Regions from separate parts of the Mus musculus genome. Here regions 1 and 2 are each linked to region 3. Evidence: chromatin loops called from intact Hi-C (ENCODE). Cell type or tissue: left cerebral cortex. All regions are shown on one strand.

What was found. A loop is a pair of places that touch in the nucleus more often than their neighbours do. Peaks named below come from ENCODE experiments on the same cell type or tissue, not always from the same donor. Only the 100,000 strongest peaks of a DNase experiment are listed, where the experiment ranks them.
Region 1: a loop joins it to region 3, with 2.4 times the contacts of the local background. A loop is called at or near these places in 5 of 42 quality-filtered maps.
Region 2: a loop joins it to region 3, with 2.4 times the contacts of the local background. A loop is called at or near these places in 8 of 42 quality-filtered maps.

The regions. Positions count from the first base shown.
Region 1 is chr5:138,615,998-138,623,997 of GRCm38, reverse strand. It overlaps Zfp68 (zinc finger protein 68), which reads left to right and starts at 4,255. Exons shown (of 6, transcript NM_013844.2): 1 at 4,255-4,389; 2 at 6,831-6,943; 3 at 7,433-7,528. The coding sequence starts at 7,508. It overlaps A430033K04Rik (RIKEN cDNA A430033K04 gene), which reads right to left and starts at 1,139. Exons shown (of 4, transcript NM_183025.2): 1 at 1,010-1,139. The coding sequence starts at 1,048. In left cerebral cortex, CTCF peaks have their summits at 4,124 (motif pointing left) and 5,458 (motif pointing right); DNase peaks (open chromatin) are centred at 1,169, 4,203 and 4,677; H3K4me3 peaks cover 3,264 bases; H3K27ac peaks cover 2,327 bases.
Region 2 is chr5:138,251,565-138,259,564 of GRCm38, reverse strand. It overlaps Nxpe5 (neurexophilin and PC-esterase domain family, member 5), which reads right to left. Exons shown (of 6, transcript NM_001013773.3): 6 at 7,690-8,000. The coding sequence ends at 7,921. It overlaps Lamtor4 (late endosomal/lysosomal adaptor, MAPK and MTOR activator 4), which reads right to left and starts at 4,083. Exons shown (of 4, transcript NM_001081108.2): 1 at 3,762-4,083; 2 at 3,232-3,312; 3 at 793-910; 4 at 170-525. The coding sequence starts at 3,764. The coding sequence ends at 428. In left cerebral cortex, CTCF peaks have their summits at 3,691 (motif pointing right) and 6,271 (motif pointing right); DNase peaks (open chromatin) are centred at 750, 2,410 and 3,861; H3K4me3 peaks cover 1,866 bases; H3K27ac peaks cover 1,264 bases.
Region 3 is chr5:138,436,537-138,444,536 of GRCm38, reverse strand. It overlaps Zfp157 (zinc finger protein 157), which reads right to left and starts at 3,061. Exons shown (of 5, transcript NM_028130.3): 1 at 2,908-3,061. The coding sequence starts at 2,910. In left cerebral cortex, no CTCF peak of the experiment used is centred here; DNase peaks (open chromatin) are centred at 1,600, 2,602 and 3,098; H3K4me3 peaks cover 2,836 bases; H3K27ac peaks cover 1,182 bases.

The DNA.
Region 1 (8,000 bases), 180 kb before region 3:
AAAGACATGGAGGTGGGGATGAGGACATCTCACAGTTCCTATGGGGGAAGTAGACAAAGGTATTCTCATAAATTGTCCTAGCCTAGAGTGGGGGGGGGGGGGTAGGACAGAAGACACAGTCTTTTTAAAACAAGGACTCAGGGGTTTCTTCTCTACTTTACTCTCTTCACACACAAACATCCTCAGGACTAGAGAGACAGCTCAGCAGTTAAGAGCAATTGCTGCTCTTCCAGGGGACCCGGGGCTTGGTTCCCAGCATCCACATGGGGAAACTCACAGCCTGCTGTAACTTCACTTCAGGGGAATCAATCACACGCCATTTTCTGGCACTGCCCTCATTTGGTGCACTCAGACACACACAGACACACACAGACACACACAAACACACTTAAAAATCAATTTTTCTCGTACCTGGAGGAAAACAAAACTTTTTTTTTTTGAAAAAAATATTGGTTTGAGATTACCATAAGGAAAATATATCATTTGGAATAAATGGGAGGCTTTCAAAAGTGCAGCTGCTCTGCAGAGTACCTGTAGTAAGCCCAGGACCATACAAAATGGGTGAAAGGGGAAATTTTCGTGTTGGGAGTGTGGGCGAGGATGTGGAAGAACAGGTAGTAGACTGCAGTGGAGCTGGCTTAGGTTCTGGGTTTGCGACCCTGTTTCCCATTCATTTGTGAAGTTCGGGCTAGGTGGGCCACGGAGAGAACGAAGGGACTGGGGATTCTAGAAAACATAGTTCCTTTAGTGAATGACCGTCACATTCAGAGACTCTCCCCTGATGATCCACCAAGTCCTCGCCACGCATGATCCGGAGCAAACAGGCAGCCAGAGCAGAGCTGCTCAGAAAAGGCGCCAGAACCCTCAGGTAGAAGGACAGGACGCCCAGGCTCCAGCAACCCCGCAGCCCAGGGGATCCAGATCAGCTGCCCAGGAGGCCTCACCGCAGACCCTGCTCTGCCACAGCGCTTCCCGCACTGTCACCTCCGGGCGCCACACGTACACTCACCATGTCCACTTCTGGGAGCCGCTGGCGTCTTCTCACCATCGCCCAGCACTTACAGCGTCACCGCGCCACCGAAGCTGAGCAACAGCTTCCCTAGCAGCATACAGTGATTCCAATATGGAGGGTCCCAGACAAAGGCTGGTTGACAGCCAAAGCCCGCCCCTACCCTCCGTTTGTGTGTCTGATTGGGCACGTCTTGAGGCTAGGGCCTCTGATTGGACAGAGCTTCAGGTTCTCTGTCCTCTGAAAGACAGTAGTTGGCTCCAGCTCACAGCTGAAGGAGCTCAGGTTAACAGGTTCTTAGCTGCAGCTGTTGGGGACTCTGGCTCCTGTCACGTCTCCAAGTTTGGACTTCTATAGGAGGCCTGACCCTCGGTCTTCTCCAGCTATGGGGTAGCCACGAGTCCTGTCGCGTATATGCACAAAGACTTCAGCCTCTGTTAAAACCTTATGCCTTCAGGTCCATACGCGTTGCTTTTAGCCTGCTAAAGTCCTCTCTGGACCACAGCTCACATTTGCTTTTAATTCTATACATAAAGTCATATGTGATTATGAGTTAAGTATGTGTACATGTGTTTAGTCGAATAAACAAATGGGAAGATGTCCGTTTTCAAAATCATCTCAAAATTTCTGAAATCTGCTCTCATTAGCTTTGCCTTCAAAATGGAAAGAGACTTGTAAAAGTTTTCTTATATTCAGATTAAAAATTGCAGGCAAAGTCAACCTTGGTGGCGCGTGCCTGTATGTACTCCTTAGCACTTGAAAGACAGAGTCAGGGAAATCGCAATCTCAAGTTCAGCTTGGCTACAGGATGAGTTTTATGGCACCTTGGGACGCATATCTAAACCCTGACTTGAAATAAATGAATACACGTGATGTTGATTGCAATGACCCATTGCACCTAAAATATCTTTATAATCTGACCAGTGAAAACTTGATGACTTTTATGTGCTATTGGGACAAGATCTTCAAACGTATTTAGATTCTAGCTTGCCTCCACTCAGAACAGCTACAAAATCCTTTTGAGAGCTATGACTTTCCTGGTCTCAGGAAGTAGAAGGGACTGCTCTATACATATTTTTGTAAGCTCAGCAACATCTAATAAGAGGAGATGGAGATCAGTGTCTATTCGGCACCTTTTGTTAGTCAAGTGACTTGTAAGCAGTATCAAGTCCTCGTAACCTGCTTTTCTCTGTAGTCCAGGGAATGATCTGGGGTTTTGAATAAATGTGTTTACTGAGTATATAGCAAGGAAAAAAAGTAAAAGGATAAATTGCATGTCGTTGATTGACAGAACCAGCAGAGTTTACAATACTCAGTAAGGACAGCTGGAGGAACCTGACTAAGAGAGCTAACAGGCTGGAGAAATGGCTTAAGAACGTTTAAAGTTCTGTCCTGAGGACCAGAGTTCAAATCCAGCACTCATATCAGGTGACTCAAAACCATCTGTAACTTCAGTTCCAAGGGATCGTATGCTCTCTTCTGGCCTTCGGGGCACCTTCATGTACATGTCTGCATACACTTACACAAACACATATATGTACACACACACACACACACACACACACACACACACACAGAGGCACCAAAGTGACAAAATGAGAAATTGGTAGTGTTTACAGTCATGCAGCAGGAGTTGATCAGGGGCCATCAAGGCAGTCACCTGGGGTTCCTGATTATAATCTTTTCCACCATGAATCTTTTCCTGGCTTCTCCTTCCTAATGCAGGGATTTTTACCACAGTATGAACAATAGTAATGTTTGTTGAAAGTGGTTTATCTTTTAGCGGTTGCTATTGATGCACTGTGCTCAATAGTCTAGCATGCTTGTGTTTTGTTTTGCTTTGTTTTGTCTTTTTTGCTCTCCTTGTTACAGAGCTGGCAAGTCAGCCTGACTCAGGACAGGGAGTTTGGGGAGGAGAACAGGGAGGAGGGCCTTCTTGCTGCCCGAGTCTGCTTTTAAAACACTTGAAATAGCACATGACCGTTTGCTTATGTAATTTGTATTACAGTCACATAAGGTTGGATAACACGCCCTTCATTGTTCGGTAAACCAGCAGTGATTTTCTCTAAAGAAAATACCAGGCAAGACAATACTGATGTCATGACAATACTCAAGGCTCACCAATAGTTGCCTCTAGACCTATAAGCAGACTCAAGGCAAAGCAGGCCCCTAGAGGGGAGGTAGAAAGTATAGTCCTCGAGGAAGTATGCTACACTACAAAGGAGCTTTGTGAGTTTGCTAAGTCATTCAAACAGAAGTCTGTTTTATTTCTGTGAAGAGATACCAAGTCCAGGCTCTTTCTCCTCCTTTCCACGTGTGGATCAGGATGTAGCTCTCAGCTACCACTTCAGCACCAGGTACTTCACCATGCTCCCCACAACTGTGATAACAATAATAACAGACTAACCTCTGAAACTGTCAGCAGCCCCTCCTATCCCCCCTCCCAGTTAAATGCTTTCTTTTATAAGAATTGTCTTGGTCATGGTGTGCACCTTTGTTGTTCAAAATCAAGTGACCGGCCCCGAAATTATAAACATAGAGGAAATGGTAAAAATAACTCATCAGGTTAATATAGAAAAGACCATGAATTTGAGATGGAGAGAGGGAGGGGATATGAAAGGGTTTGGAGGAAGAAGACATGGTAAGAGTTGGAGAGAGGAAAGGAAAGAAAGAAATGATGTAAATATATTTAAAAGAATTTAAAAGAAAAACCCCATATACACCAGTATCACTCAAAGGAAAAAAAAAACTTAATTATTTTCATCACAAAAGGTCACACACTTAAGACAGTATATAATTTTTGCCTTGAATCCTTTTCTAGTACATTTTGGAAAGTCCAGACCGTCACAGCTGTACCAGAAAAAAGGCTCTAGGTAAGCCTGAAATAGAACCCAGATCCTCATTCTTTTGAGCAAACCATGTGACCTAGCTTATTCGCTATAAATTATGGAGGCAGACACTGTACATAGCAAGCTTTGTGTGTGTGTAAAATCACGCCACACGTTTATGTGATTTTAGGTATAGGAATATAAGGAATATGCTGAGTTTCACAAGAAACCCTCTGTCTTAAAATTAGCTGCAGCCAAGAACCTGTCATTCTGAGCTCCTACAGCTGTGCGTTGGCGCCATCTACTGTCACTCAAGGGGCTGGACCCGGAGCCCTGTCCAATCGGAGGCACTGAGTTGAGAAGTGTCCAATCAGACACACAGAGGGAGGGCGGGGGGCGGGCTTTGGCTGTCACCGGTCCTTTGTCTGGGAGCCGCCATCTTGGGCTCGGTGTTCCTGCCCAGGAGCCTCCTGCGCAGCTTTGTTGGCGTAGTGACGCTGTGGGTGCTGGACGATGGTGGGAGGACACCAGCGTCTCGCAGAAGTGGACTTGGTGAGTGTGCGGGTGGTGTCCGGAGGTGATGGCGCGGGAGCTGGGCGCGCTGTTGCGGAACGGGGTCTGCAGTCAGGCCTCGCGGGCGCTCGCGCTGGATCCCCGGGGCTGTGGGACTGCTCGAGCCCGGGCGTCCTGTCCCTCCGGATGCGGTGACTTCAGCGGGCTCTGGGCTACTCTGAGAAGGCTGCTTGGTTCCCGCAGGTTGTGTTGTGTTGGGTTCTTTTCCATTCCGTCTGTGAGGCTTTTTCTACGAGAGTGAGTGTGGCCCACCGGATACTTAGTTTCTCCTTCCTTCTTATGAGCCTGCTGGTTTCCTCTAATTTTTATAGAGGGTTGGGCATCCAGTCTCAAATCCAGAATCCTGAATGCCAGCCCCGCCCCTCCATATTCTTTATAAGCGTTCCCTGCCCCTATATTTACCTTTTTGCCTATTTTCTCAAATACCAACTTCCAGTTTCCATTATGTTAACTGTTATTCATTGTACATTTCAAATATGCAGTATTGTATAATGTAGTTTTTTTTTTCAATTTCTAGAGTACTAGAGAAAAGTACACTCTCAAGAACTTTAAATTTTTTTTTTTCTGTTTGTGAACACATCACGAAAACAGAAAGGAAAACAAATCATTTGACTCCTGAACATTGTGGGAAAAGTCATTGAGTTTTACATGAATGCTCTGTTAATGTGTTTCAGCATGCATATTACCATATAGCAACAAAATGGAATACTTGTTAACTATTTGCATACCAAAGTATCTGAGCATAACAGTTTAGTTTTGTTTTAATGCTGGTCATGTTTACAAATGTCCTCAAAAGTTCGATTGTATTTTAAGTTGTTTATGGGCTCATCCTTGGGGCATCTTTATGCACAGTAGGCCATGTCTGGAATTCAGTTCAATCAAGAACCAACTCATTGCCAAGTTGAGCAAATGATATTATTTAGAAAACATAGGTAAAGACCAAAACACCACAACTTAGTAAGTAGTAGATTATTTTACTTATATGTAAATATGTTTATTTGTGTGATTGTTTGCCATTAGCATGCAGTACCTTGGAGGCCAGAAGAGGGCACTGGACCCACTGCAGCTGCTGTAACAAGTTGTGAGGCATCTGGGAACTGAACTTGGGTCCTCTGGAAGGCTGGCTTTATTAAGAATCAAGTATTCTTAAATACTGAGCCAGTTCTCGAGCCCTAAGATTTTTATATTACCTAAGACTGACTTACAGAGAAGTCAACAAAAGATGATGGTTTAAAAAGTCACGGGTTTGGCCCTGCCCTCACATTGCATACACCTGAAGAACATTAAAGAGTATTCATTTCTAAGTGGGCCAGTATAGCGATTCATATTTCATTGACTCATTGCAACTTGAATTTTGGAGATTTTAAGTCTTTCTGGGGGTTAGGAATGGGAGTTCAGGGTTCTAGAAACATTTTCAATGTGCTACAAGTATTAGTTATATTGCAGGATCAATGTCAAGTGTTTGAGAACAGCTTTGCTTAGTGAAAGGGAAAGAACAAATTCAGGATACTTAGCTGTATCTTTCTCCACATTCCAACAAGACAAAATGCTTTGTAGAATCATGTCTTCGGGTCACTTTCACAGTAAGGTGTTCCATGCACCGTGATTTGTATTTATCTACAGAAATCATAAGTGACCTATAAGTACTAAAAGTGAAGAAAATAATAATTGGTGTGCCTGTGGGAGCATTAGCCATGTTTGCAGATTTCTCCTGAGATGAGAAGTCAGAAACAGACTGTTGCTCCTTGATTTCTTGGGTTCTGCTATTAGAACAAGTGTCCTTTATGGAGGACTGAGAAGGACCAGATCAATGACCGGAGGAGACTTGTTGTTTAGTGGTGACCATTGGTTTTGGTTGTCAGGTTGCATTTGGTTCAAGTCCTGGATCCAAGTTTTTTTTTTTTAATTTTTTTTTTTTATTTTTCATTTTTAAGGACTGGAGAGCTGGCTTAGCCATTAAAGGTTACACACCTTTACCACAATACAAACAGCGGTATTTTTTATTGATTCTCTAACAGTTTCATACATGGATACAGAGTGTCTTAATCAAGTTACCCCTGCTCCCCTTAGGCACCCCCAATAGGCCCTTCTCCTACTCTTATTGTCCCCTTTATTCATATCACCCAGAGTCTAATTAGTTAGGCCAGCTGCCTAATACCTGTTGGGAGTCCCTTGACTTGGAACAGGTACAGAAACCTCATCTACAAGCAGAGGCTGAGTGAGAGTGAGCTTTGAATGTCAGCAACTTGCCAGGAGTTCTCTGTCCATAACCAGGACAGTCCCATTGAAAGGAGCTCTGTTTCCTAAACCTTCGATTCTGGCTGCTTGACGCATTGCTTGTGAGGCTGTCAATGGGAAAGTGCAGGTCTGGCGCCCGCCCGCACTGCAGAGGTCCTGGAGAGCATTCACCCGTCTTTCAGATCCCTGCTGTCTGAATGGAGGACCACAGTAGGCCACGGGAGGAGGAGAATCAAGATGCTGCAGTTGACAGTCAGGTGACCCTCTGAAGCTCATCTGCCTCTTCAACCATCAGGTAAGTGCACATACCAAAAAGAGCCCACCTGATCCTAGCCTAAATTACTGACCAGCCCAATCATATTGTATTTAAAAAATTTTGAAGGGGCTTGTTACCTAGTGTAGATAATTATCACCCCCTACGATAGACAGGATTCCAAACTTTAATGACTCTTTGTTAATATTGGCAAAGCAGTAGGTACTTTATAGGTAGTGGTTTCCTCTAACTGAAAGATGAGTCACATGGAAAAAATGTAGACATGTATACGTAGGATTGGTGTTCAACTCACAGTACCTGTTAGGCTGGCTTTATTAATTTACGGGTTGGTGACTCTGCTGTTACTTAGGGCCCCAAAGGCAGCCCCTCCTGTACAATGGAAGGCACTGGGTTGAGGAATCAGGCAGATGAACAGTAGGGGGCAAGTTTTCCCAGTCTCGCTAGGGCCTTTTACTCTGAAGCTCGCCATCTTGGGATGCGTCCCTAGGCTCAGTCTCCTCTACTCTGGAGGTCTAGGTGGCTGTGCTGTAGACTCTGTTACCCTGTGACGTGCTGGTGCGGGGAGTTCCATAGGGAGGACGCTCCATGTCCTGGAAGCCAGAAATGGTGAGTGTGTGGGTCAGTGTTTTGAACCAGGGTCTATAATTGGTGGGGATCATTTGTGGCTCTGGAGTCTACAGGTCAGAAGCCTGTACTGAGTCACTGGGCCCCAGGTCCCCTCTCTCTGTGGGGTGGGTGATGGGCTGGTAATTGGGACCCAGGTGGCCTGTCTCATTCCTGCAAGAGGACTTCAACTCCTGTTGGAACTCTTTGTGCCGTTAGTTCCCTACTGACCGTAGGGCAGCAGGTTGGGCCATCAATGGGCACAGGGTACATTCTGTTCTGTTCCAAATGATTAAAAAAAAAAAGTTTTTAAAGTATCATGACTTTAACATTTAGTACAAATGATACAACTTTAAAAAATTGTTTTACGATTTCATACGTATGCATAGTATACTTTGATTAATACCCTATTGTCCTTTTGTCATTGTCCCTTCTCACCGAATATTCCTTCCCAACAAGACCTTCTCTTTCTTGT
Region 2 (8,000 bases), 180 kb after region 3:
TTTACTTACAGATGTGCACCATCGCACCTGTCTCCAGTTGTCAGTTTTATGATGCCTGGTGGTGATCCTGGCCCACTGACTGAGGTATAGCTGTCTCCCTAGAAAGTCGATGATAGGCACAAGGTGTAACCTCACCCCCACCCAGACAAACCATTCTGTGCACACATCCTGAGCCCTAGACAGGTTGGACTAGTGTTTATTAGGCAGAAGGGAAGAAAAGGGGTCCCCCTAGTCATAGTTCCCCTAGTCCCTTAGCGTAGAAGTCTCTTAAGCCTGGTGCCTCGCTCAGGTGGGGGGTCAGGAAGGAGGTAGTGAGCACAAGCCCAACTCCAGCAAGGACAGCAGAAGGTGGTATGCTTCCCCACCCCCACACCCCGGGGACAGGCCCCAGAGGCAGGCTTCTTCTCCAGCCCGTGCCTTTTATAGCTCAGACATCAATAGGTTCACGACCTCGGTTCTGCCTCTTCACTACAAACACCCTCTGTCCTGACACAGTCACCAGCAGCGTGTGTTCACCAAAGACCACTGCAGAGGGAAGGGAGCAGGAGTTAGTGGGTACAGTGGTCACCAAGGAGGGTCACAAAAAAAAAAAAAAAAAAAAGAATTGGCATAGGACAAAGCAACCCCTTGTCCTTATTGCTCTGTACTCATCCTAGAGGGACCTAGTATGAAAGCAGTAGTTGAACCAGGGACTACAGGAGGAAGTGGGAGTTGGTGGAATGGAGCCAGGAATTCCTTCCCTGAGCAGTGAGGCCGCTAAAAGAAACCCCCCCACCAAAGGCAGGAGCTCACCAGACAGGCGTTTGAAAGGGATGTTCGTGCCATGGTGCAACTGGAAGCCACAGGCTGTGCTGACCAACTCCGAGATGGCACTGGCTGCTTGCTCATCGTTCTCAAGGTCCCCAGATGACTGTGTGTGGATGAAGGAGGGTAGGAGCAAAAGACAGACATCAGAGTTAGGAACAAATTCAAGGCACAGGACCTCTGCCTCCTATACTTATGATCTCCCTTTATACTTGCCCGTAGTCCCAAATTACCCAGCTTCAGAAAAATACCACCTACAACCCCTTTATGATGGTGCTGTCTTTCCTTGTGCCATCTTGTTTCTCATTCTGAAATGCCAGGCTTCATTTGATAGCCATGTGAGGGGTCAAAACCTAGAGTATGATCACCAAGTGATCAGGTCCCCAGTCCCTCATGTGGGAGATTCTAGGCAGGGGCTCTACCACTGAGCCACACCCCAGCCCCTCACTGGGGGATTCTAGGCAGGGGCTCTACCACTGAGCCACACCCCCAGCGCCTCAGTGGGAGACTCCTGGGCAAGTGTTTTACTACTGAGCCACGCCCACAGCCCCTCACGAAGGATTTTAGGCAGATGTTATATCACTGAGCTAACTGCTCAGTCTTTGAAGGTTCTACCTGTTACTCAGTCTTCCCACTTGTCCTGTCTGTAGGCTATGAAGCAGAAACACCCACTTTGTCTTTAAAGTTTTCCCTCTGGCTAACCCTTGGGCAAATAACAAGACAGTAGTCCAGACGTCCTCTGGACAGTAGAACAGACTGTTTCAACATCCTCTTCCCACCGCTTCTAAATGGGTCCTTAACTAGATTTAGTTCCTTTTGCTCTCGGTATCTCCAGCTGTATACTGGGCCTATATTCTGCGCTTGTGAAAGTCTCATGAGAAAACAATGAAAACATAACAGTGCCTACATAATAAATGTACTACAACCGATAGCATTCCATCTCACTCGGTGTCTACAGTCAGGCCATCAAAATTCTCCTTAGCTACCTCCTTGGTCAGCTTCCTTTCTTGATGTCTTATTTGTTCAGGTACCATAGTATTTTTCTGGTTTCCCCTGTTCAGAGTCCTACTGGATAAGTACTTCAGAAAGGTAGAGTACATGTAGAAGTACTTTACCTAGTAATTATCTCTGGGCTGTGGGGGTGGCTCAGTGGATAAGAGTTTTTGCTGTACAAGCAAGAGGACTTGAGTTCAAATCCGTCAGGAATGACCACACTCACACCTGGAATCCCAGCACTGTGGGTGTACAGCCATGTGGACTGCTGAGGCTTGCTCAAGGCCGCCAGTCTAGGTACGGGTTCAGAGACCCTGCCTTAAGGAATAAGGCAGAGAGAGTGGTGAGAGTGGGTCTCTAATGCCCTACAATGGCTTCAGCACATGCATGGGCACACACCCGTGCAGGCACTAAAAACATAAGCTAAAATGTCTTCTGTCCTTGCTCCTCACTGCTACCAGTCCAGTTTCCTGCTTATATGGCTCTCCTGGGACACTTGTGCTACACCATTTCTGTGAGTCACAGTTGTTTTAAAACCCTTTAACCCTCAAGATTTGTCGAAAGATGTTGAAGCTAGCCGCAGGAAGTTCAGTATCAGTCTTACCACAGCATCCTTCCTCTTCAAATGGTTTCAACACAAAACCACGGCCAACTCGGGCACTGGCACACTCAGGCAAGCATGCCCGGCTCCCAACCCTGAGGGTTCTTTTCTCTTTCACAATTTTCTGCCCTTGCAGCGTAGCTCAATTCCTGCCTCTAGAGAAGTCTTGCCCCCACCCCACCCCACCTCACCCCCCAAAATTCTAGAGGCAGGCAAAAATGGATCAGAGCATAAAAGTGCTTGCCTCAATGCCTGATGACCTGAGTTCAATCCTCAAGACCCACATGGCAGGAGAATTCACTCCAAAGTGTCCTCGAACTTTCACCCCCTGTGGCACCCATACGTGCGTCCCTACAAGAATTTAACAAATAAAAACAAACTACAACTAACTAACTAATTGTATAACTTGGGTAATGGTTTGTTTGTTGTTTTTTGAGGCTGAGTTACATGTAGTCCAGGTTGTGATTGAATTTGATATGTAGCCAAAGATAAGCCTGAACATCTAACCCACTGTTTCCACCTTCCAAGTGCTGGGACTACACTCTGTTTGGTTTTATGCAGTATTGGGATTGAAGAGAAGGCTCTGTGCATGCTAGGCAACTCATTCTCCGTACTAAGCTACCTCCCCAACCTTTTGGTAATTAGCTTTTATACCACATATCCAAATACTACATAAAGCTTACTATATGGCAAGCAAGGAACCACAGAGAAGACAAAAAGAGACAACTTGGAAATATTTGAAGGGATTTCTGGGCTGTGTGTCCCCAAAGGACCCCCCCACACACACACACACACACACCCTCCACCCCACGCTTTGCTTTCCCACAACGCACCGCCAGCACTGCACCTTCGCTCAGCACCAGGTAGCCAAGCTGGTCTGGGATTCGCTCCAGCCCTTGGGTCAGTGCGGAAGTCTAGAGGGTAAAGAGACAAGGAGAATCATGACAGCCTTGCAAACCCATCTCCCTCCTGGATATGAGCCTTCCAAGGCCCTCATAATGGCTTGTAACACTGAGTCTCCATCCACGGTCACTATTGGACCTCTGAGCTCTTCCACTTGTCATGTAGGTGACCCAGGAGGCCTTCCTAGCCCCTCAACCCCTCCTCATGTCCCTTCCCACTCCAGTCCCCTTATGCCCCGCCCCTTGTGCCATCTAGACTACTCCCCCGCTGCAGAACACCCGGTAGCGGAGCCTTCCTTCTCCAGCCCTCCCTGTCGCTTCCCTCCCATCTCTGTTCCCTTTCGGTCCCAGGGTGGACTGGAGGTGACAGTGAAATGCAAGCCATAAGGTGGCAACAGAAGCTCGGAAAACAGGGACGCGGAACCGCAGGCGTGCACACCCGCGCATGCGTCCACACTCACCATCGCAGCCGTAGGTGCAGTGTAAGCAGTCTGCCGGATAGGTAGTTTCCGGCTCCAGGCTCGGGTCAGGTGGTTTCACCAGCTGACTGTAGCCCAGCCCTTCGCTTGAGGATTGGATGGCGGGTATGTCATTATACTTTATCAACCACTGCGGAGCCCCGCTTTCCGAACACATTCGTGGATTGGTTGCATTTCCCCGCCCCTCAGGATTTGCCTGCGAGAGTTGTCCGGAGAGTCGCGGGGCAGTGTCGCCACACGAACGTGCACTGCTTCTATCCTTTGCAATAGGAATATGCATCTGCCGGTGGCTTCCAAGAAGAAAGTAGAACAGTCCGGTGATGTAAGAGGAGTCTTAGGTGTCACTGTTCAACCTGAAAAGAGAAACTAATGTACCAATGTGAAAGACGATGGTTTGGTTTACACGTGAAAAGCTGTTCACGTGTTAACTTTCTGCCTTGAGTATATGTGTTAAGAGTGGATCGGCCCAAATATGGCTATGAATGAGTAAATCAAATTTGCTGTGTACACACAGTAGTGTAAGATCAATACAAGATGATAATGTCCTGACACCAAATGCAGCTTGAGAATCTCCAAAACAAGAGAAAGCAGGCCAGGGAGATGGCTTCAGAGACCACTCAGCCTTCAGAGGCTCAGACCCAACCAAAAGGACGGGTTGTGAAAGGGCAGGTTCATAAGGCTATATATTATGTGGTCCCATCTATGTAAGACGCTTAGCTGTGACTATTGCCGAATGCTTGTAATCCTAGTTTAAAGCCTGAGAGGCCGAGGATTGGGCTGAATAGGGAGTTCAGTGCCAGACTGAGGCCTGAGCTACCTACCAAGATCCTGATTAAAACACATACACTTCTTGCAAATACAGAAAAACTGAAAGCAATTACTAGTTGGTAGTGGGGCAAGAAAAAATAGGAAGTGCTTATTAATGAGGGTATGGCAGGGCATGTGATTTAAGCTTTTTGGAATTCATATTGAAGTCTGCATATCTTTGTGAATGTGCCGAAGTTACTAAGTTGTACACTAAATTAGTGAATTATATCCCCCACCCCATTTATTTTCAGTGCCAAGAAGCAAAGTCAGGGCCTTATGCATACTGGGTGTGGGTCTGTACCCACAGCACTAAACAAAGAAAGTCGTCCACCCCAAATCATCTTGTAGAAGCAGCAGCTAATTAGAGAAAATGAGGCAAGGCTGTAGCTATCGTTTCAAAACTTGCCTAGCATGCATAGGCCCCAGATTCAATCATCATGACCAAAAAATTGAAGTAGGGCTGGCAAAGTGGCTCAGCGGGCAAAGGTGCTTGGCACCATTGCTCTGAAGTGGGTATACAAATATCAACAGCTGCTTTGTACAATCCAGAGAATGGTCTACAGTAGCCACAATTTTTATTTTGAACGAGTGACTTTATAAAGTGAGTGAGAGAGAGAGAGAGAGAGAGAGAGAGAGAAGCACATCAATTTCCATCAAATCAGGTACTCAAGTATCCAAGTATCCAGCCAAAACTACCTGAGGAAGTCCCTTTAAGACAACTACGAACAGACAGAGTTCTGGGCAGAGCAGAGAGTTTCTTCAGGGAAGGCTTCTAAGTAAAAGAACAGAAATCATGAAATTGGGAGCTTACAGACATCCATCCAAAACCAACCTGGAGAGGCTGAGGTTGCTAGCTGGAGTTCTGGATTACGTTTTCACACCATGACTGAGCATTCAGCTTCTCTATAACATTGCAGGAACTTTTTTACCATGCGTGAGCCCTGGGGATCTCTGTTGGAAATGGTTTACCTGGCAGCTGTTGTCAAGGGCAATTTGCTTGTTGGCTTAATTGGTTGGTTGGTTGGTTGGTTGGTTGGTTGGTTGGTTGGTTGATTGGTCATTCTTGAGACAGAATATCACTAATGTAGACTAAGCTAGCCTAGAACCCAAAGAGCTCCTCTGGCCTCTGCCTCTGAAGTTCTATGATTGAAGGTGTGCTCCACCATTCACTGACAGGTACAAGATTTTTGCTTTTGATGTTCTGTTTGAAAAGACTGGAATTTGCACAGGACACACCAGGACCAAGTTCCCAACACAAAGGAGAGATTTATTTGCTCCAGAGGGACAAAGAGTGTGGATAGAAGACAAGGGAGAGGGGAAAGAAATATTTGCTCCAGACAAAGTGACTACCTCTGGATAAAGTGGAGACAGGCATGGTCCTTAGGCAAATGGCAGTTTATAAAAGTAAAATAAGAAACCTGTGATAGAATGAGTTGCTTTGTTTTGATTAGACATGATAATTAAGGTGACCAAAGGGAGGCTTTTGATTGCTGGACTTTAATATTTTAATACCAGGCTGGCCTTGAACTCAGAGATCCACACGACTCTGCCTCCATAGTGCTGGGATTAAAGGCCTGTGCCACCATGCCCTGCTTTATTTTTATTTTTATTTTTATTTTGTGTAGCTTTGAGTATCTGTGTGAGTATATGCCATCTGCGTGCAGGTGCCCATGATGGCCAGAAGAGGTCATTGTTTCCATGGGAACAAGAGTTACAGGGAGTTTTAAGCTACTCATCTAACTGGGGTGCTCTGCAAGAGCAGCAAACACTCACAGCACCAAGCCATCTCTTCAGCCTCCATGCCTGCAGGCAAGCTTGGACATTGGTAATTTGGGAAAAAAATGGATATATTAACTTGACCGTATGTGCATGCACATTTTGTTTGTATTCATGTGCTCCACCTGTATGCAAGGCTTAAAGAGGTTGGACGAAGGGATTAGATTCTCTGGAATTGGAGTTACAGATGGTTGTGAGCCATCACAATATTGCTGGGAATCAAACCTACTAAAGCCTTCTCTCTAGCCCCAGTAGTTTACTTATGTTGAACCTAAGCATTTAGCTTGGTGAGAGGTAGTTAGAGTAATAGATACTAGCAGTTCCCCAGGCTGGGGGAGGGATGCTGTTTGTCCCTCTTTTTTTGTTTTGTTTTGTTTTTTCAAACAGGGTTTCTCTGTATAGCTTTGGCTGTCCTGGAACTCACTTTGTAGACCAGGCTGGCCTCGAACCAGAGATCCGCCTGCCTCTGCCTCCCAAGTGCTGGGATTAAAGGCGTGCGCCACCACCGCCCGGCTGTTTGTCTCTCTTGACCTAAGATGTTCTCTATTCCTTTTGTTGTTGTTGTTGTTGTTGTTGTTGTTGTTGTTGTTCTTTTTTTGAGACAGGGTATCTCTGTGTAGCCCTGACTGTCCTGGAACTCACTTTGTAGACCAGGCTGACCTCGAACTCAGAATGGTTTTTTTTTTTTTTAAACACTCCAGATTTTATACCACTCCTGGTCTACCCTGTGACTGTTCCCCATCCCATACCTCCTCCTCACCCCCTGTCTCCACAAGGATGTCCCCACCTCCCCAACCACCACCTCACCAAACCACTCCACTCCCTGGGGCCTCCAGTCTCTTGAGGGTTAGGTGAATCTTCTCTGACAACCCAGACCTGGCCGTCCTCTGCTGTATATGTGTTAGGGGCCTCACATCAGCAAGCCTAGTATGCTGGTTTTTCAAGGCAGCATTTCTCTCTGTAGCCCTGGCTGTCTTGGAACTCACTCTGTGGACCAGGCAGAAACTTTCAGAGATACTCCTGCCTCTGCCTCCCTAGTGCTGGGATTGCAGGTATGTGGCTCCACCATCCAGCTAAAAGCTGTCTTTTAAAAAAAAAATTAAAAAGAGGGGTTTGGGAGATAGTTCAGTAGGTAAGGGTGTAAACACGAGGGTTTGAGTTTGAGTTCCCAGCAACACATTTAAAGATCTGATATGAACTTTGTGCCTGTAACTCCAGAGCTGTGGACACAAAGAAAAAGATGTTTGAAACTTTCTGGCTGCCAGCCTAGCTCTAGAGTCCAGAGACCCTTTCTCAAAGAACAAAGGTGACAGTGATAGAACAGGATGCCCTAAGATCTTATATTCAGAAAGGGATTGTGTACATATATGCAAAACATGGTCTCCTAATATAAAACTAGATTGTCCATGTGGTGCATAGAGAGAAGTATAAAATATGGAACCAAGTGTCATAGTGGGTGAGCCAGGGGTAGCTTCAGCTTTCTGTCATTCGGAGTCCATTTTTTCGGTGGCCACACCCAGGCTCTCCATCCATGCAGCCTCAGATCCCTCAGGAACACTCAGGTGGAACAGATGAAGGACAGAAATAATTCCACTTCATTGCGGACAATAAGCTTCCTTGGGTGGATGTTGTCTGGCA
Region 3 (8,000 bases):
CTGAGGACTGGCCAATTGGATTTAAGAGCAGCCTAAATGAAACATAGTAAGCAATAACTTAGGGTTATCTATAAGAAAGTAGATTCAAATAGCATAGAGGGTAGATATCTGCCCAGCTCATGTGCTGTTTCAGGCTTATTGTAAATAATAAAAGTTGTGTGTCTTTTATCCGAGAACTGAATGATCAAGATAAGATAGAAACCCTGGATTGGTATTGATAATTTTACACTTATGACCACAGTCTGCACTCACTGAACCTCAGTTTTAGATTGCATCTACTTGTGGGAATATATGCTAAACTCCCAAGATCTATGAACAAAGCAATCTGGCATATGCAAATGTGCTAGGGAGCTAGGTCTAGAAAAACAACTGTCTAAAATCCAGCAATAATACAGACAAGGGTGACAAGACAGACTGCTATCTAGTCTTAGAAGTTATCAGTTCATTTAGAAGCTTTGTACAGTCTAAATTGTAACAAATTTGCCCCAAGGGTTGGGAATGGAACATACCACACGTGTCACACACACAAATTACTGAACTGGTTTGTATCTTTTTCTTTAAGGTTAGGTTTCACTAAATTGCCCAAACCCACCATGAACTCACTTTACAGTCCTCAAATTTGCAATCTATATCTCTATCTATCTATCTATCTATCTATCTATCTATCTGTATGTATGTATATATATATATTGGCCTGCACCACCAGGCCACCTCCTGGCTCAGAGGCGAGATTTGAACCTATCTAGGTCTCCCTGTCTCACCTTACTAGAACATGGATTGAGACATCCAGAGTGAAGAAAGAAGGAAGAGGTGAAGCCTCCATGCATGGCTGTTCTTGGAATCCCACATTAAATCCTTCTGAGTGGGATCAAGTCAGACAAACTACCTTCCAGAGCAGGGCTCTTTCAGAGGCTGAGACTCACCAAAGACACAGAGATAGAGACATGATGATGTCTAAGGCATGGAGATGGATACGATGGCTTGTGTCGAAAAAATCCCCAAGGATCACAAGGCTATGGCTGGAGGGTCAGCATACGCTTTGAGACCAGACTAGGCTACACTGTGAGGTCCTATATGAAAACTCAGATACAAAGAACAAATAAATCTCACAAACAAGGCACAGAAGGAGGCAAAGGATGCAGGGACAGATTTTTACAGACACAAAAGGGGCACACATAAAGAGAACTGAGACTGATATGTGAAGTGCTCAGGTTTAGGGTGCAGTCCCCATTTCCTGCACCCAGAGTCTCCTAACTTTCCTCCTTCACCACCCAGGAACCAGACCAGTACCCAAGGAATATCTGGAAAGCCCAGTGCTATACGGCCAAATTCCAAAACGGGACTTACAGAGCCTGCCTCTCTACCCCACCTCTCTTATTCCAGAGCACATGAGCCAGGGATGTCCCTAAGCACCTGGCTGGTTCCCCTCCCTTTAATGTCTGCAGGTCTTGCTGTGTGCTGTCTCTCATGTCTTCTCCTCTGACTCTAGTCCTTTTTTTGCTACCTGCGTTTTAATTCCCCCAGCACCATACTGTGCTACATAAGCTATGCCTGTGTGCCAGGACCCCACCAGAAGAGAAGCATTCAGGGTTGCCCCTGATCCCCAAGTTGCACAGGTGGGGAGAGGTAAAGGAAGGACAACTAGGACCTGGGCTCCTGCCAACAAGTACGAAAGGTTGGCCTGTGTTCCCAGCTCAGGGAGGAGAATGGTTAAGTTCAAAGCCAACTCGTGCTGCAGTTAAAACTATGTCTAAAATAAATAAATAAATAAGCAAACAAACTGTAAAAAAATTAGGAAGCTAAAAAACACATAAATAAAAATCTGTAAATGAAGTGAAATTGTGAAGAACAGGAAGAGGCTCACAAGGCCCCATTTCTCCTTGAGGATGTATAGGCAGTTAATGGTTGCATAGGGAGAGGCTCAGGAGAGCCTCTTTATTCCGTAGTATAGTAGTATAGACAATGGTGGGGCCCATGCTCCTGTAACTAACCTTCTTCCTATGTAGAAGTCGGGGGGGTCATTTAAAAAAAAAAAAAAAACTAATACTAAGGGGAAGTACTGGAAAAGAGGAAGAGAATCTGAGGGAGTAGGAAAAGGACCGGGAGGATAACAGAGGTTAGGTAGAAGAAAATACAACATTACACATAGATATAAGATGTAATGAAATGAAAGTCACTACGGTGTACCATTAATATATAAATGCTAAAATCGTGAAAGGAAAAAAAAAAGGACAAGTAACTAACTGGCTTAGGGCAGAGCACTACCTTGCATAAATGAATTCCTAGACTCCATCCCTAGAAATAGAGAGCCAGAGGCAGAAGACAGAGGGAGAGTGAAGGAAACAGCAGAGAGGAGAAGAAGTACCTACTCCGGGTCACTCAGGGACTCCCGGGACTTGAAGGACCGGGCTCATGAACAAAACGTGATGGGCTGAGATGGGTTGAGAGGTGAGGAAGTGGGCGGGGAAGGTCATGCTCACGGGCTTCCATAGAGGTTCTGAGATAGAAACATCACAAGATTGTGACTTGAGAAGCCAGGGACAAACGTGGAGATGCAAGATGAAGAGACGGGGCGGGGCGCCGGCTGCAGAAAAATCCTGGGGAGGCCGATGGCCTTGAGGGCCCAGAGACCAAGAAGGCAGCAATCCCCCATGCTGGTCAAAGTCCTACCAGATCTGGAGGCGGCCGACAAACTCCCGGCCGCGCTTGGGCAGTCATAAGTCCCGCAGTCCCGGTGTCCCCACCTAGGAGGCATCCATAGCAGCCCTGGTCATGGGAATCACGCGGACGCGACAAGACCCCCGAGCTGCAGCAGCCAGCTCAGCCTGGCCACAGCGCAGGCAGCAGGGGCACAAGCGACCCCGATGCGGGACGCGGGGCTAGGGGCCTTGTCGTGGGTAAACGCACCATTTCGGGACTCAGGTGAGCGCCCCGCCTCGCGCTGGGTGTCCAGGTACCAGCGAGTCACACGGCGACAGACACTAGGTGCAATCCAGAACACAGAGCTGGGAGAAGAAAGCGGCCACAGATGCCAAGATGGCGGGGTCAGCAACAACGTACGCAAGGCCCGCCTCCTCCCTTCCGACCGTGTGTCTGATTGGGTAGCCTTCAGTCTATTGTGTCTGATAGGGTAGCGCTTCAGGTCCACCCTGAGTGACAGTTCACGCTTCAACCCAGGGGTGGATGAAGCCAGAATTGACAAGGCCTTGCTTTCATGGGTAAATTAAGGCAGGGCTTCCTGTGACAGAACCTCCTTCCTTTTTGTTTTCACTTAACCTTGTAAATAAAGTATCTGAAAATGTGTGAATTGTATATAAATCTATATACATTGTTCGTGCCCTATGTATTCCAAGAACAAATTTAAGTATTCACTTAAAACAATCAAAACAAACATTTGGATTTGATTTTAAAAACTACCATTTAGGAAACCAATGCTGCTATGGATGCTTTTCATTGTTTACCTTAAGAAATATTTGAAAACATGTATAATGCATCCCACATACATGCAAAATATTTCCATTCCTTGGTCTTTAATCCCAGCACAAACAGAGGCCTACTGGTTTCTTTCTTTCTTTCTTTCTTTCTTTCTTTCTTTCTTTCTTTCTTTCTTTCTTTCTTTTTTTTTTTTTTCTATTTCCAACATAAACAATAATCAAATCTCTGTTATTAGGTCACCTTCCCAAGAAAGCTAGGGACATTCATACAGATGTGTATGCAAGGAATACATTTTCTCTTGTAACAATGTAGCCGAACAAGGGATCATGTCTTGAATTTGTTCTTTGATTTTAGCTAGGCAAAGCCTCACAGCATACATGGATATCATGCATAGTTCAGGCATCACAAACCATAGAACTTGTGATTGTAACTTCTGACATCATAGCAAAGGTTTCCAGTGGAATAAAGAACCAGTGAAATCAGAGTCCAGGATCTAGAACCCAGGCATTAATACGGTTAAAATGCTTTCCAGAGTAATTCAGTATGACTCCAGTCCCCCAAGACAATAGCTGTCAAGGATTACTTCGTAGTGGTTTCTTAAATTCCTTACTAATTATTTTTGAACAAACTTCTATTCTCCCCAGATTGAACAAAAGCAACAGAACAAAAAAAAAAAATCAGATTCATTCAAGCATAGCTTGGTATATTATCTCAGTCAGTGTTCTTTTGCTGTGAAGAGACACCATAACCAAGGCAATGGCTTTTAAAAAAGAAAGCATTTAACGGGGGCTTGCTTACAGTTTCGGCCATTTAGTCTATGACTCTCAAGGTAAGGAGCATGGTGGCACACAGACAGAAATGTGCTGGAGAAGTAGCTGAGAGTTCTACATCCAGATCTGCAGACAGCAGGGAGAGAGACACTGGGTCTGTCTTGGGCTCTGAAATCTCAAAGCTCATTGCTAGTGGCACACTTCTTCCAGCAAGGGTACATCTACCCCCAACAAGGTCACACCTCCTAATTCTTCTAAGTTGTGTCACTCCCTCATGATTCATCATTCAGATATATGATATGAGCCTATGGGGACCATTTTTATTCAAACCACCACATATATCAATGAGTTTAAATTTATGTATTTATATGTGTTTGCATGGGCTTGAGTATGAAAGTCCCAGGACAGTTTGCTAGACATTGTGAGTCCCAAAAATCAAACTTAAGTCACCTAGTTTGGCAGCAGTGTTTTTACTTGATGAGCCATCTTGCCATCCTCCCAGAGTTTAACTAGAGGAGTGTGTGTAAGAGCATCCATTAGGGGCATGGGTACTGAAGAGGTAAGGTACTGGGGACAACACATTGCCAGATCCTAGCAGGGAAGAGAACAATTCTATCTGGTGCCAGGACCCTAGATTGTTAAGCAGGAGCAGACCATGCTATGTAGACACTCTGTTCTGCCAGGCAACTGTGCCAACCACCACAATTTAATCCTCACTGCCATGGCGAGAGGACCCAAAGTGTGGAAATCATAGGAATAAAGAATAGTTTCATAGGAGGAAGTGCAGAGACTTTAAAAGCCATGTGGTTTGTTTTCTCCCCCGAATATAAGTCACTTATACGATACTAAGGGGACTAAAGATTGATGAGGTGTAATACCCAGGGAAAGAAACAGCAGGATTAATTGGGTGGAGATACCATCAGGCTGTGACAGATGGCATCGATGGAAACATCAGGACCTTCCTATCCACAACTGGATCAGCCACAGCAGATATTCTGTACACTTTTAGCAGCTGCATCATTAATTCTTTATTGAGAGGAGATCAGAGCAGCATACTCAGTGTCCAGCCACTCCTGTGCCTTGTATTAATGATTACTCAACTTAATGCGATGTCTCCACATGTTGAGAGATTATTTTGTTTAGCTTTATGGAAGTGTTTGTGTTTATTTGTTCTTTGGAGTGCTTTGTTTGATTGATTGATTTTTTTTTTTTTTTGCTTTGTGGTAAATGGGATATAAGAGATGGTCTTATACACGGTAGGTGAGTGCTCTATGCCTGAAAACTACCCAGTCTTCCTTGTTTTGTTTTAAAAACATGTTCTCCCTATGTAACTCAGGATAGCCTTGGATTCCTATTCTTCCTGCATCTGCCACCCAAGTGCTAAGATTACAGTAGTTCCCTACTGTAGTTGATGCTGCATTGAGAACTTGCACTCTACCAGATCTGTGCTGACAGTGGTTAACACATCTCACCCTCACAGCCATCCTGTGAGGCACATATTTTAAGTCATTGCATAGGTGAAGGGATTGTCACTTATACAGGGCAAACTGCTTGTCCAGGATTATTCAGCTATTAACTGGGAGTACTGGGATTCAAATTCAGAACAAGTGGAGACTGAACCAAACCCTCTTGCATGCTATGAGCATATCATACCACTGGCTTATGCCTTTAGTACCTGAACATTTTGACCACAATCCAAAACTGAGAAATATTTTTCATTAATCACTTTTCTCAATTTATTACACATATAAACCGTCTACCACTGCCCTATAGTATTATGTTCAATAATTGTATTAGTTACTTTTTTGTTGTCATGATAAAAAGCAATTATATATAAAAGCATGACCAAAAGCAACTTATGGGAGAAAAATTTATTTTGGCTCACAATTCCAGAGGGAGAGTCTATAATGGTGGAGGAAGCAGGGGAGCAGGTGGCCAGAGCACAACACTTAGAGATGATACCATCACTCAAAGCATGAGCAGCTTATAAAGAGGGAAAACTGGAAATAAGGAGAAGGTATAAACTGTCACAATTAGCCCCCCAGTGGCATACTTCCTCTAGCAAGGTTCAATGTCCCAAATGTTTCACCACCTCTCCAAGCAGTGCTGCCCATTAGCATTCAGATTACCACAGTAAGTTTTGATTATTGCTGAGGGTGATGGTTCACAGCTATAGTCCCAGTACTGTGGAGAGTGAGTAAGGAGAACTCAAAGTTCTAGCTCATCCTGGGCTTCACAGTGAGAACAGGACAGGAAAGAAAAGAGGGAAGAGGGAAGAAATTAGGACAAAGGAAACTTTTTCCATACACTTAAAGGAAAAATGAAGATTATTTTAACTCAGCACAACACAATATTTATTTGGGGTAGGGGGGGTCAAAGGAAAAGCCTTTCCCAGCATGTGCATGAGTCCAGTACCTGTGTTTAACACCAGGTCCTGTGGCTCTCTTCCAGCTGCCTACAGATCATGTAGAACTCTCAAACACTTCTCCAGTACACGTCTGTCTGCATACTGCTATGTTCCCCTCTCCCGCAACAACAATGAAGTTAAACTTCTGAAATTGTAAGTCATCCCCAACTAAATGCTTTCTTGTATAAGAGTTGCTGAGGCCATGGTAACTCTTCACAGAAATCGAACATTGACTAAGACATCCACTAACTGTGGAATCTGCTAGCAGGTGCTCTAATTACCAGGTTTGGGGTTGGGGGGTGAGCAAAGGGCTTCATTCAGCTGAGACACTTCCTTGTTTGCACAGAAGTCTCTGCTGATGTCAATGAGCTTTAGAGGTTATCATTAGGTAGTATATTTACTCACTACAGAAACCTCAATTTTCTTACACTGAGGGAATAAAAGACAGGAGTAGCCCTTGAAGTGTCAGACTATATGAGTGGAAAGGGAGTTGGGATTTTTGCCTGAGTTCCTCAGCGCTTTCAGAACACTATGACCAGTGGTGAGGAAAAGGCTATGAAGAGCCAATGATTTGTTGCCATGGCTCAGAATTCTCAGTCTCGTGGTACAGCAAAACACATAGCATTGGCAAAAATAAATAAAATAAATAAATAAATAAATAAATAAATAAATAAATAAATGTCCAAAGGCTAAGAATTGAATCTGAGCTCAGAGCTCCTGTTCTCTGCGAAAATCTCTAAGAGCTGGGGCTCATTCCTTATCACAGAAGATGAGACAACTAAATCCTCCATTGTGGGAAACCGATGAAGTCTGAGTGAGTCCGTATTGTTGATATGAGCACAGCCATGTTAAGGACATCAGTGCTTCAGACCCATGGACATGGCAAGGGGTCAGGCAGAGGGCAATGGTAAAGCCTTCTCATCTGAGAATGGATGCTGATAGTTTGTACTGAAAGTATCAACCATGGCTTCCAGATGACTGTAGCCTGAGACTGCACACCTATAGAAACCCAACACCAAGATCATCTAACTGTCATGGATCTGGAGGCAGTGGAACATGGGAGAATGGGGCTTAAAAATGAGGTGAACCAAAGTCCTATGCAATCAACAAATTTATTTAGAGCATTAGACAATATTCTAAGGGTTAAGCAAGATCATATGAGCAAAGCTCACATGAGTTTCAGCTGTGTATAATTATAAGAACAAATGTGTAGAAATATTATCTGAATAACAATTATAAGCAACAATGAGTAAACTGAAACAAACTTCACTCCATTTTTTTTTTTTTTTTTTTGCTACACCTAGGAGGAGCACAAAAGCACATTCTAAGAACAAACCTATGTTTTGAAGGAAGAAGGTCACAAGACTCTTGTTTTCTTGGAGTTTTCT